2 separate regions of the Homo sapiens genome follow, and region 2 is linked to region 1. A link is an interaction called in ENCODE POLR2A ChIA-PET data of the cell type or tissue named here. Cell type or tissue: IMR-90. All regions are shown on one strand. Links, peaks and the distances in the headings refer to the core of each region. The heading gives the core; the rest is flanking DNA.

Evidence for each region. Peaks named below come from ENCODE experiments on the same cell type or tissue, not always from the same donor. Only the 100,000 strongest peaks of a DNase experiment are listed, where the experiment ranks them.
Region 2: POLR2A ChIA-PET joins it to region 1 with 14 read pairs; 7 of 35 experiments call an interaction of 5 or more read pairs at or near these places.

The regions. Positions count from the first base shown.
Region 1 is chr15:52,121,684-52,127,060 of GRCh38, forward strand. GNB5 (G protein subunit beta 5) reads right to left here. Exons shown (of 13, transcript NM_016194.4): 11 at 4,265-4,361; 12 at 2,790-2,956; 13 at 1-1,085. The coding sequence ends at 1,074. Among named protein-coding and RNA genes, the nearest start is that of BCL2L10, 12 kb to the left of the region's middle. In IMR-90, for the core only: no CTCF peak of the experiment used is centred there; DNase peaks (open chromatin) are centred at 408 and 3,008; H3K27ac peaks cover 159 bases.
Region 2 is chr15:52,028,884-52,034,260 of GRCh38, forward strand. The region is part of intron 1 of MAPK6 (mitogen-activated protein kinase 6); the gene reads left to right. Among named protein-coding and RNA genes, the nearest start is that of MAPK6, 12 kb to the left of the region's middle. RefSeq lists an enhancer at 1-142. In IMR-90, for the core only: no CTCF peak of the experiment used is centred there; no DNase peak of the experiment used is centred there.

The DNA of each region.
Region 1 (5,377 bases), core at 223-5,222:
GCTCCACCTCCCGGGTTCACGCCATTCTCCTGCCTCAGCCTCTCCGAGTAGCTGGGACTACAGGCGCCCGCCACCACGCCCGGCTAATTTTTTGTATTTTTTAGTAGAGACAGGGTTTCACCGTGGTCTCGAACTCCTGACCTCGTGATCCGCCCGCCTCGGCCTCCCAAAGTGCTGGGATTACAAGCGTGAGCCACCGCGCCCGGCCATGAATATAATTTATATGGACAAGATTCACTTTAACCTAAGTGTTTCCACTAATTCTACTAATAGGTTTTTAAATAAGTTTACTATCTTGTGTTCCCACACAGAAGACTTTTCTTTGCTCTCAGAAGCATTTGTTTACAAACACCATTGGCTTTCCCTTCAATTCAGAGAAAACGCCCTGTCCAAGTGGCACAGTGACATCATCATCATCCATGAGTCAAACCACCTGTCCTTTTTAGGCATTTCTCTGCGTCATTTACAGCAGTTCACCATAGACAAAAATGTTGTATCTGAAAAAAGACAATAGAACAGGAAGCTGAAAAAGATACTTTTACAATAAAAACACATTCTAAAAAAATGATTTTTGTCTAATTACATTTGGAATTGGAATTTGCTTCTATCACAGACCAGTCACCAGTCCTCAGTCCATAAAATCAGCACTTCCAGAGGAAGGTTCCAGGCATCACAGTGCACATCGAGAAATATCAGACTTTAAAGTGCTCTGAAAATGAATTGATTCAAAGAAATAATATGGAATATATTAACTGCTGAATTCTACTGGTGACAGAATGAGTTGAGGCTACTATAATTTAGAATAACCTTAAAAACAGATACATTTTAAAAAGTGTTCCAAAAGAAAAATACTGTACTTGAAGGTATTCTCGCAGTGCTGAAGGCTCACACTAGTGTATTTCCAGAGGTGACAGTTTTAATAGTCATATTGGAGACGCTTAGTGACCTGTGAGCCATGGGTTGCTCCCCTAAGCTACACTGCAATAAACTCTAAGCTCCTCTAGAAGTAATATCTATTTACATGTGAAGATTTCAAATTCTCAGGTATACATGAGTGCACTGTCAGAAGATGATTAGGCCCAGACCTGTGAAGACACAAACAGATAGTTTTTAGACCTTTGTAGTTAACAACTTATAAAACTTGAGCTTAAAGAGATAAAATTAGTCTATTCACACACATGCATGGGCATACATATATGTGTGTGTACACACACACACACACAAACATACACACTCCATCCAAAATAGGGTGCTCATGTGCCTTAGAAGGATAACACTGTACTCCTAGCAATGCAAAGGTGCTTCTTTGGACCTGATCTTCTCCTCCCTTAGTTAATTGTCTGTGGGGCATCTGCAGCCTCCTTACGGGCCTAGCTACTCTTCCAGATTGACAACCAAAACCATTTGAACCCATACAGCTCACCATATACATTAACATGACTACTCACTTAGGACACTCTTACCCAGGAAGATGAACTCACAGATAACTTTTTTATTTGTTTCAGGAATTTTGCAAAAATCCTTTTCTCTATCCTAACACTAGACTACTCAACTTACCCTCTTTAGAAAACACACCCATGTCTCAGGACAATATAGAGCATCAAATGACTATTTAGTTTTAAAGGGTTTGTTCGAAACCCTCCCCCACCCCTGCATCCAGCAATCCTAAAACTATTATGCCACAAAGTTGTCCAATCCTAATTAAGTGCCCCCCAACAAAGACCTGCCTTAAACCAGACCAAAAAAACCTCATGCATGCCTTTGTCATCCTCTTCTGAGATGCCACTACACCTCTACCAATTCTTGATGTTCCACACTGAGGTAAGCAATAAATTTAGCTTTGCTCTATGAATGGGCTACTTTTTTTTTTTTTTTTTGAGACAGAGTCTTGCTCTGTTGCCCAGCCTGGAGTGCAGTGGGATGATCTTGGCTCACTGCAACCTCTGCCTCCTGGGTTCAAGCGATTCTCCAGCCTCAGCCTCCCGAGTAGCCGGGACTACAGGTGCATGCCACCACGCCTGGCTGATTTTTGTATTTTTAGTAGAGACAGGGTTTCACCATGTTGCCCAGGCTGGTCTGGAACTCCTGACCTCAAGTGATCCGCCTGACTTGGCCTCCCAAAGTGCTACAATTACAGGCATAAGCCACCATGCCCAGCTTAAACAGGCTATTTTGGTAGTATTTTGGGTGAGCCAACACTCAACAAGGTTATGGAGCTCTCTTTGAGAATTTAATGAAAGCCACGAGGACAAAAGGCATACACCCCAAATTTGGCATATAATTTCAGGGGCTTCATTTCCAAGATTAAGCTATAGAAAAACCAAAAAAAAAAAAAAAAAAAAAAGGAAGAAAAAAGTAATAATTTCAGGGGCTTCACAGCCTCCTGGATTTGTGACCCTTGTCATCACAAGGTCAATAATCGTAATAAGAACCCTATACTATAGGAGGAGAGACTGGTTATCTGTGGTTTGCCAAAGGCTAGAATCACAAGAATCAGACTTTTAGGGTCAAAAGGAACTTTCTGGATGATCAAGCCTAACTATTCCCTCACCTACAGGCTGATACGCAGTTGTCGAATCTGTGCGAGAATACCTGCACTGATGCAGCACTCGCTACCTCTCCAGGCAACCCATTCCCTCTGTGGCTGTGGGCAGAGTGGAAATGAGAGCTCGGCGAGGCTGACCAGGCCCACCTGAGCTTACTCTGATAGCCTTCCCTCTGCTTCAGAAGGCCTGTCACCAGTCCTCTCTCCTCTCACACACAGGAAAACAGAAAACCATCCCTCTTACTCTGAGGGTATGATCCCATGATCCAGAGCAGAAAGCAGTCCCATCGGGGGAAACTCGTAGAGTGCTAACGCGGTTTTCATGTCCAAACAGGATGGAGACCCGGGACCCTTTGAGAACATCCCAGACGTTGATAGTGTAATCATTGTATCCAGCAAACAGCAGGCGACCTTGAAGCAGGGTGAGATGATAGCTGTTAAGCCAGTTCCTTGCTTCCTGTTTCTCATTACATGACTGTTACTCACTCATTCAGTAAGCAGTGATTCAGGCGCACTGAGTCCTAGGCACTGTGCTTTGCCTCAAGGATTCAAAGGGGAGAAAGCACAGTCCCTGTCCCTGTTGGAGGATGTGGGGCTGAAAGGAACAGATCACTGTAGCATCCCATGGTAACAGCCATAATGCAAGTGCTTTACACACGTAAAGTGCTATGGGACCAGAGAGGAAGGGGGATTAAGGAGGGCACTGCAGACACAAGTAAATTATTTTTAGTCATTTGCTAGTTAACAACTTGTAAAACTTGTTTAAAGAGAGAAAGTTAAAGTGACATTTGAGTTGGCTCTTGAGGGTTGAATCGGAGTCTGTCATGCAGAGAAGGCAGGGAAAAGATGTTCCAGGCAGTAGCAGGAACTTCACGTGCAGTTAGTCTAGGGATGTGTCTGGGGAAATGGAGTGGTCCAGGTAGCCAGCCTGTTACCTCTGCTTTAACTTTCTATTTTTCTTTCTTTTTTTGACATGATCCTTCTGGAGCTATGCTTTTTCACCAGCAGCTTCCCACAAAGGAGCCATGAGCTTCAAGGCACTGAGAAGGGACTCATTTTTTTTTTCCCTTTGAGTCAGAGTCTCGCTCTGTTGCCCAGGGTGGAGTGCAGTGGCACGATCTCAGCTCACTGCAAGCTCCATTTTCCAGGTTCAAGCGATTCTCCTGCCTCAGCCTCCTGAGTAGCTGGGATTACAGGCATGCGCCACCATGCCCAACCAATTTTTGTATTTTTATTAGAGACAAGGTTTCACCATGTTGGCCAGGCTGGTTTTGAACTCCTGACCTCAAGTGATCGCCTGTCTCGGCCTCCCAAAGTGCTGGGATTACAGGCGTGAGCCACAGTATCCCACCAAGAAGGGACTCTTGCTTCACCTCCACCTTACAGAAAAGTTCCCTTTGGGGCATGAAGAGAAGCAAAGGCTGGGGAGAAAATGCCTGAGAGCATTGTGGAAGTGAATTTCTGACACTTCATTGCCTTGAAGGACAGCATTAGGTGGGTACACAGCCTTCATTTCCCCCTGGAGTGAAGTTGCCTGGGGCAGGACAAAGTGGGAGGTCAGAAGCTCAGAGGAGGAAAACTGGTGCAAATATGGATGATTTCGCATACTGGTCCACAGGAAGCTCAGTTGATGAAAAGGAACTGAGCGATGATGGAGCGCTAGTTTCATTCTGGTCCTGTCTTACAGTCCTGGGAAAAGTTTCTGAAATAAAATCTTACCACTGAGGGAGAAGTCCACGCTGGATGCTCCAAATATGATGCTTTCTTTGGAATAGATGGCAACCTCCCTATCTGCCCGCAGGTCATAGAGGCGACACTGGGGAGCAAATAAATAAAGAAGCACTTACTTCTGGCTTCAGTTTGGTGACGTGATGACCACAGAGCTACAGGTAGGTGCTAGTGACTTGCGTAGTTTAAAAGATGAAGGAAAAACTTCTTAGTTTTCCCTACTGTTATTTCATCCTTTAGTCCCGACTCCTGTTAATTTCTATGAGTCAGTAAAGAGTCCTGATTCCTATTAATCTCTATGAGTCAGTAAAGAAACGGCAAATACAGCAAATTTCTTCAGGTATAAAAACAAAATGAGACCCCACTTTTTTTTCTGATAAAGGACACATGTTCACTGTAGAAAATTTGGAAATATTCAAAAATGTAAACAGAAGGAAATGAAGGTCACCCTAAATCCTAGAGGTATTTACTAATTCTCAGCTGTTTCCTTCAGTCTTATTTGTATTTTATGTGTGTATCTGAATGGGTTGGATGTTTCATTATTGCTTTTATTAACATTAGGTTATACGTCCTTTCTCATATCATTAAAAGAGAACTTCAAAAAACATTATGTACATAGTTATTGAATATATCAGAATCTATTTAGCCAAACCCTGTTGTTTTGGTTGTGTTTAATTTTTCTTTTTTATAAATAATATTATGATGACTATTCTTATATAAAAATCTTTACATGTGTTTCTGGTTTCCTTAGACTAGGTTTCCTTAGACTAGGTTAAGAAATAGAATCCTTAGAAGAGTTATCAGGAAATAGCATGACCAGATCAGAAGTAGAGATGTTTTATTGTATATTTTATTTTGAAATGGAATTTCGCTCGTCACCCAGGCTGGAGTGCAATGGCGCTATCTTGGCTCACTGCAACCTCTGCCTCCCCAGGGTTCAAACGATTCTCCTGCCTAAGCCTCCTGAGTAGCTGGGATTACAGGTGACCGCCACCACGCCTGGCTAATTTTTGTATTTTTAGTAGAGATGGGGTTTCACCACATTGGCCAGGCTGGTCTTGAACTCCTGACCTCAGGTGATCCACCCACCTTGGCCTCCCACAG
Region 2 (5,377 bases), core at 158-5,157, 93 kb before region 1:
AAGGTTGCCAGTGGTTTCTATTTACTAAATTAGTCTTACAGGCTCTTGTAGGAGCATTCAATATAGTTGACCACTGTTTTCGGCCTATTCATCTACTTCTCATTTTATGAGACATATGTTCTTGTTTTCCTTCTACTTTACACCTTGTTATACTGTATGCTTTTTTTTGTTTCTGAGACGGAGTCTCGCTGTCGTCCAGGTTGGAGTGCAGTGGCGCAATATTGGCTCACTGCAACCTCCATCTACTGGGTTCAAGTGATTATCCTGCCTCAGCCTCCCCAGTAGCTGGGATTACAGGCGCACACCACCACGCCTGGCTAATTTTTGTATTTTTAGTAGAGATGGGGTTTCACCATGTTGGTCAGGCTGGTCTCGGAACTCCTGACCTCAGCCTCCTTATTACAGGCATAAGCCACTGCACCTAGCTTTGTTTTTTTTTAATTATTAAACAGGCTTCTCTCCTTTACCTGCCTCTAAGTATTGGCATACCTAAGACAGGATAAAACTCCTGGGTTTTTTTTTCACCCTCTTTTTCTAAATTCTTCCCTAGATGGTCTCATTCAACTCATTGTTTTAAATGCCATCTGTATGTGAATAATTCTCATATTTATGTTTCTGGTTTAGACTTCTTGCCTGAGCTCCAGACATATTATCCAACTGCCTTGCTAGACATTACCACTTAGTAACCTAGTAGGCAGTTGTCTAAATATACCTAACATGTCCAAAATAGAACTCTCTTCCATAATATTCTTCCAGTCTTTCTCTCTTCTGTAACTGGCACCTAGGATTTATCCTTGAATCCTGTTTTTCCCTTATCCCCATAGCTAATCCATCATCAAGTTCTTTTGGTCTCCAAAATATCACTTAAATCTGTTTATTCAATTATCTGTTTTACATCTTTATTTCTGCCACCTTAGTCTCAGCCACCATTATGTCACCTGGCTTACTGAAATAGCTCTTAACTGGTCTTTGCTTTTACTCAGCTACCTTCTTCAGACATTCTTCTCCCAGTAACAAGAATCTTCTTTCAGAAATGTAAATGAAATAATGTAGATTGCCTGCTTAAAATGGTTTCATAGTTTTTCTTTGGTCTTAGTTATGAGATTCAGAATCCTGCCTCATGTGTTCCTTCCTTCCTCATTGCTACCTCCTTTCCTTTGCCCTTTGCTGTGGATGCTGTGGCTACACTGGCATTTCTTTTGCTCCAAAATGCCAAGTTTTATCCTGCCTTAGGTTTGTTCAATTTGTTGTTTCCTCTGTTAGGAATGCCCTTCTCCCATCTCTTAGCAGTGCTGGTAGCTTCTTATTCAGGTTTCAGCTCCTCAGAGGGCCATTTCCCAGCTACTAGGCCAAATCTGAATTTGTTAATTAGCTAACATGTTTGTTGGTCTTTCCTTACTAGAATGCGAGCTCTTCGGAAGCAGAAGAACCTTGTCTGTCTTATTCTCTACTATATTGTCAAACAGTGCCTGGCACATGCTAAGTGCTCAGTAAATTTTTGTGGACTGTATAAAATGTTTGATTCCTTTAAATCTCAGAAGGGAAAAACTGCATAATAATTGCATTGTACCCAGTGTAACGTGATTCTGGACTGGGTCCTTTACCTCCCAAGTACATGATTGAGATAATTGCAGAAACTTAAATGGGGCCTGATTATCAGATGGTAGTACTATACCAGCGTTAATTTCTTGATTTTGATGGTTGTGTTTTAGTTATGCAGAAGAAGGCTTTTTTTTTTTTTTTTTTTTTTTTTTTTTTGAGGCAGAGTCTCACTCTGTTGCCCAGGATGAAGGAGTACAGCGGTGCAATCTTGGCTCAGTGCAACCTGCGCTTCCCAGGTTCAAGGGATTCTCCTGCCTCAGCCTCCCGAGTAGCTGGGACTACAGGCGTGTGCCACCATGCCCAGCTAATTTTTTTTTTTTTTTTGAGACAGGCTCTCAGTCTGTTACCCAGGCTGGAATGCAGTGGCGTGATCTCGGCTGACTGCAGTCTCTGCCTCCTGGGTTCAAGCAATTCTCGTGCCTCAGCCTCCTGAGTGGCTGGGATTACAGGCATGTGCCACCATGCCTGGCTCATTTTTTTGTATTTTTAGTAGAGACAGGGTTTCACCATGTTGGTCAGTTTGGTCTTAAACTCTTGACCTCAAAGGATCCACCCGCCTTGGCCTCCCAAAGTGCTGGGATTACAGGTGTGAGCCACCATGCCTGGCCTTAATTTTTGTATTTTTAGTAGAGAGACAGGGTTTCCCCCTGTTGGCCAGGCTGGTCTCAAACTCCTCACTTGAAGTGATCCGCCCACCTTGTCCTCCCAATGTGCCGGGACTACAGGTGTGAGCCACTGCCCCCAGCCAGAAGAAGGTCTTTGTCTATAGGAAATATACTCTACTCAAAAGGTTGGGGAGTGAAGGGAGATATGTACTATACTTGTCAATAAAAAAATAAGTTACAGTGAGAGATAATGGAATTTGGTTTACAAACCTGGTTCAAATCCTGGCTCTCTCATTCATGTGTGATCTTGAATGTGTTTTTTAAGTTCTCTAAAATAAAGATTATATTTTGCCTATTTTGCCTATTGGGAGGATTTAGTGTAAGGGTATATGTCCAACACAATGCTTCACACATAATACAGTCTCAATAAAACCTTGCTTATATTCTTGTAAAATGTTGACCAGGCGTGGTGGCTCACACCTGTAATCCCAGCACTTTGGGTGGCCAAGGTGGGAGGATCGCTGGAGCCCAGGAGTTCAAGACTAGCATAGGCAACATTGGGAAACCTTGTCTCTACCAAGATAATAAAAAATTGAGCCGGGTGTGGCACCTTGCACGGTGGTCATAGCTACTCAGAAGGCTGAGATGGTCCACCCACCTTGAGCAATGGAGGTGGAGGTTGCAATGAGTCATGTTCATGCCACTGCACTTCAGCTTGGGCAAGCGAGATCCTGTCTCAAGATAAATAAAATAAAAATTTCACCATTTTATTTTCATGTTCAGTGCTGTGACTTTCTTTATAATATGAACAAATAATTTTTTTTTTTTGAGGCGGAGTCTCGCTCTGTTGCCCAGGTTGGAGTACAGTGACACGATCTCGGCTCACTGCAAGCCCTGCCTCCCGGGTTCATGCCATTCTTCTGCAGCGCCCACCACCACGTCTGGCTAATTTTTTTTGTATTTTTAGTAGAGATAGGGTTTCACCATGTTAGCCAGGATGGTCTCGATCTCCTGACCTCATGATCCGCCTGCCTCGGCCTCCCAAAGTGCTGGGATTACAGGCGTGAGCCACCGTGCCCAGCCCAACAATTTTTAATTTTTTTTTTTTTTTTTTTTTTTGAGACAGAGTCTTGCTCTGTTGCCAGGCTGGAGTGCAGTGGTGCAATCTCGGCTCACTGCAACCTCCGACTCCCTGGTTTAAGCGATTCTCCTGCCTCAGCCTCCCGAATAGCTGGGATTACAGTCATGTGCCACCATGCTCAGCTAATTTTGTATTTTTCATAGAGATGGGGTTTCTCCATTTTGGCCAGGCTGGTCTTGAACTCCCAGCCTCAGGTGATCCATCTGCCTTGGCCTCCCAAAGTGCTGGGATTACAGGCGTGAGCCACTGTGCCTGGCCGTGGATAGATATTTTTAATAGACTTTTTATATTTTCGAGATATTTACCCTTTCTGAGTTTTTTATTCCTCTCTGTAGATCTGGGGTTAGTTACATTTGGTGTATTTTTCTTTCATCCTAAAAGACTTCTTTTAGCATTTCTTGAAGTGAAAGTCTGCTGGAGACAGATTTCTATCCAGTTTTTTTAAATACTTTTTTTCTTTTTTTGTTTTTGACACGGACTTTCGCTCTTGTTGCCCAGGCTGGAGTGCAGTGGCACAATCTCGGCTCACTGCAACCTCCGCCTCCCAAGTTCAAGTGATTCTCCTGCCTCAACCTCCCTAGCAGCTGGGATTACAGGCATGCGCCACCACACCCAGCTAATTCTGTATTTTTAGTAGAGATAGGGGTTTCTCCATGTTGGTCAGGCTGGTCTCAAACTCCTGACTTCAGGTGATCTGCCCGCTTCAGCCTCCCAAAGTGCTGGGGTTACAGGCGTGAGCCACCGCGCCCGGCCTCCTTTTTTTTAATGGAGACAGGGTCTCACTATGTTGGTCAGGCTGGTCTTGAACTCAAGTGATTATCCCACCTCACTTCCTGAGAAGTAACTGGGATTACAGGCATAAGCCACGGCACCTGGCATCTTTCTACTTTTGTCTTTTCTTTGAAAAGGTCTTTTGAAGGTTATTTCTCTTAGATACAGAATTCTGGTGTGATGGTTAGTATTAAGTGTCAACTTGATTGGATTGAAGGATGCCTAGGTAGCTGGTAAAGTATTGTTTTTGGGTGTGTCTGTCAGGGTGTTGCCAGAGGAGACTGACCTTTGAGTCAGTGGACTGGGAGAGGAAAACCCACCCTCATCAGTGTGGGTGGGCACCATCCAATTGGCTGCCACCGAGGCTAGAACAAAGCAGGTGGAAGAAGATGGGATAAGCTGGCTTGCTAAGTCTTTTGGCTTTCATTTTTCATCCGTCCTGGATGCTTCCTTCTGTTCCTCCTGCCCTTGAACATCAGACTCCAGATTGTTTGGGCTTTGGACTCTTGACTTAGACCAGTGGTCTGTCGGGGGTTCTCCAGCCTTCAGCCACAGATTGAAGGCTGCACTGTTAGCCTCCCTGCTTTTGAGACTTTTGGACTCAGATTGAGCCACTACTGGCTTATTTCTTCCCCAGCTTGCAGACGGCTTGACGTGGGACTTCTTCGCCTTGTTATTGTGTGAGCCAGTTCTCCCTAATAAGCTCCCTTTCATATATACATAAAACTTATTATTTCTGTCCCTGTGGAGAAGTGTGACTAATACATCTGGGTTAATAGGCTTTGTTTTTTATTTTATTTTTTCCTTATTTTCTTTTTGGGTTGATAGTTTTTTTTTTCTTTTGGTACTTAAAACATATTCTATTGTCTTCTGTTTTTCATTGTTTCTAGTGATAAATCAGCTATCATTCTTATTATTCTTCTCCAGTATATACTTTATCTCTTTTCCCTGGTTGCTTTTTTGTTTTTTGTTTCTTTTTTTCCTGGTTGCTTTTTTTTTGGATATTGAGTTTTGCTCTTGTTGCCCAGGCTAGAGTACAGTGGTGTGATCTCGGCTCACTGCAACCTCTGCCTCCCGGGTTCAAGCGATTCTCCCGCCTCAGCCTCCTGAGTAGCTGGGATTAAAGGCATGCACCACCACGCCCAACTAATTTTGTATTTTTGGTAGAGACAGAGTTTCACCATGTTCGCCAGGCTGGTTTCAAACTCCTCACCTCAGGTGATCCGCCCGCCTCAGCCTCCCAAAGTGCTGGGATTAT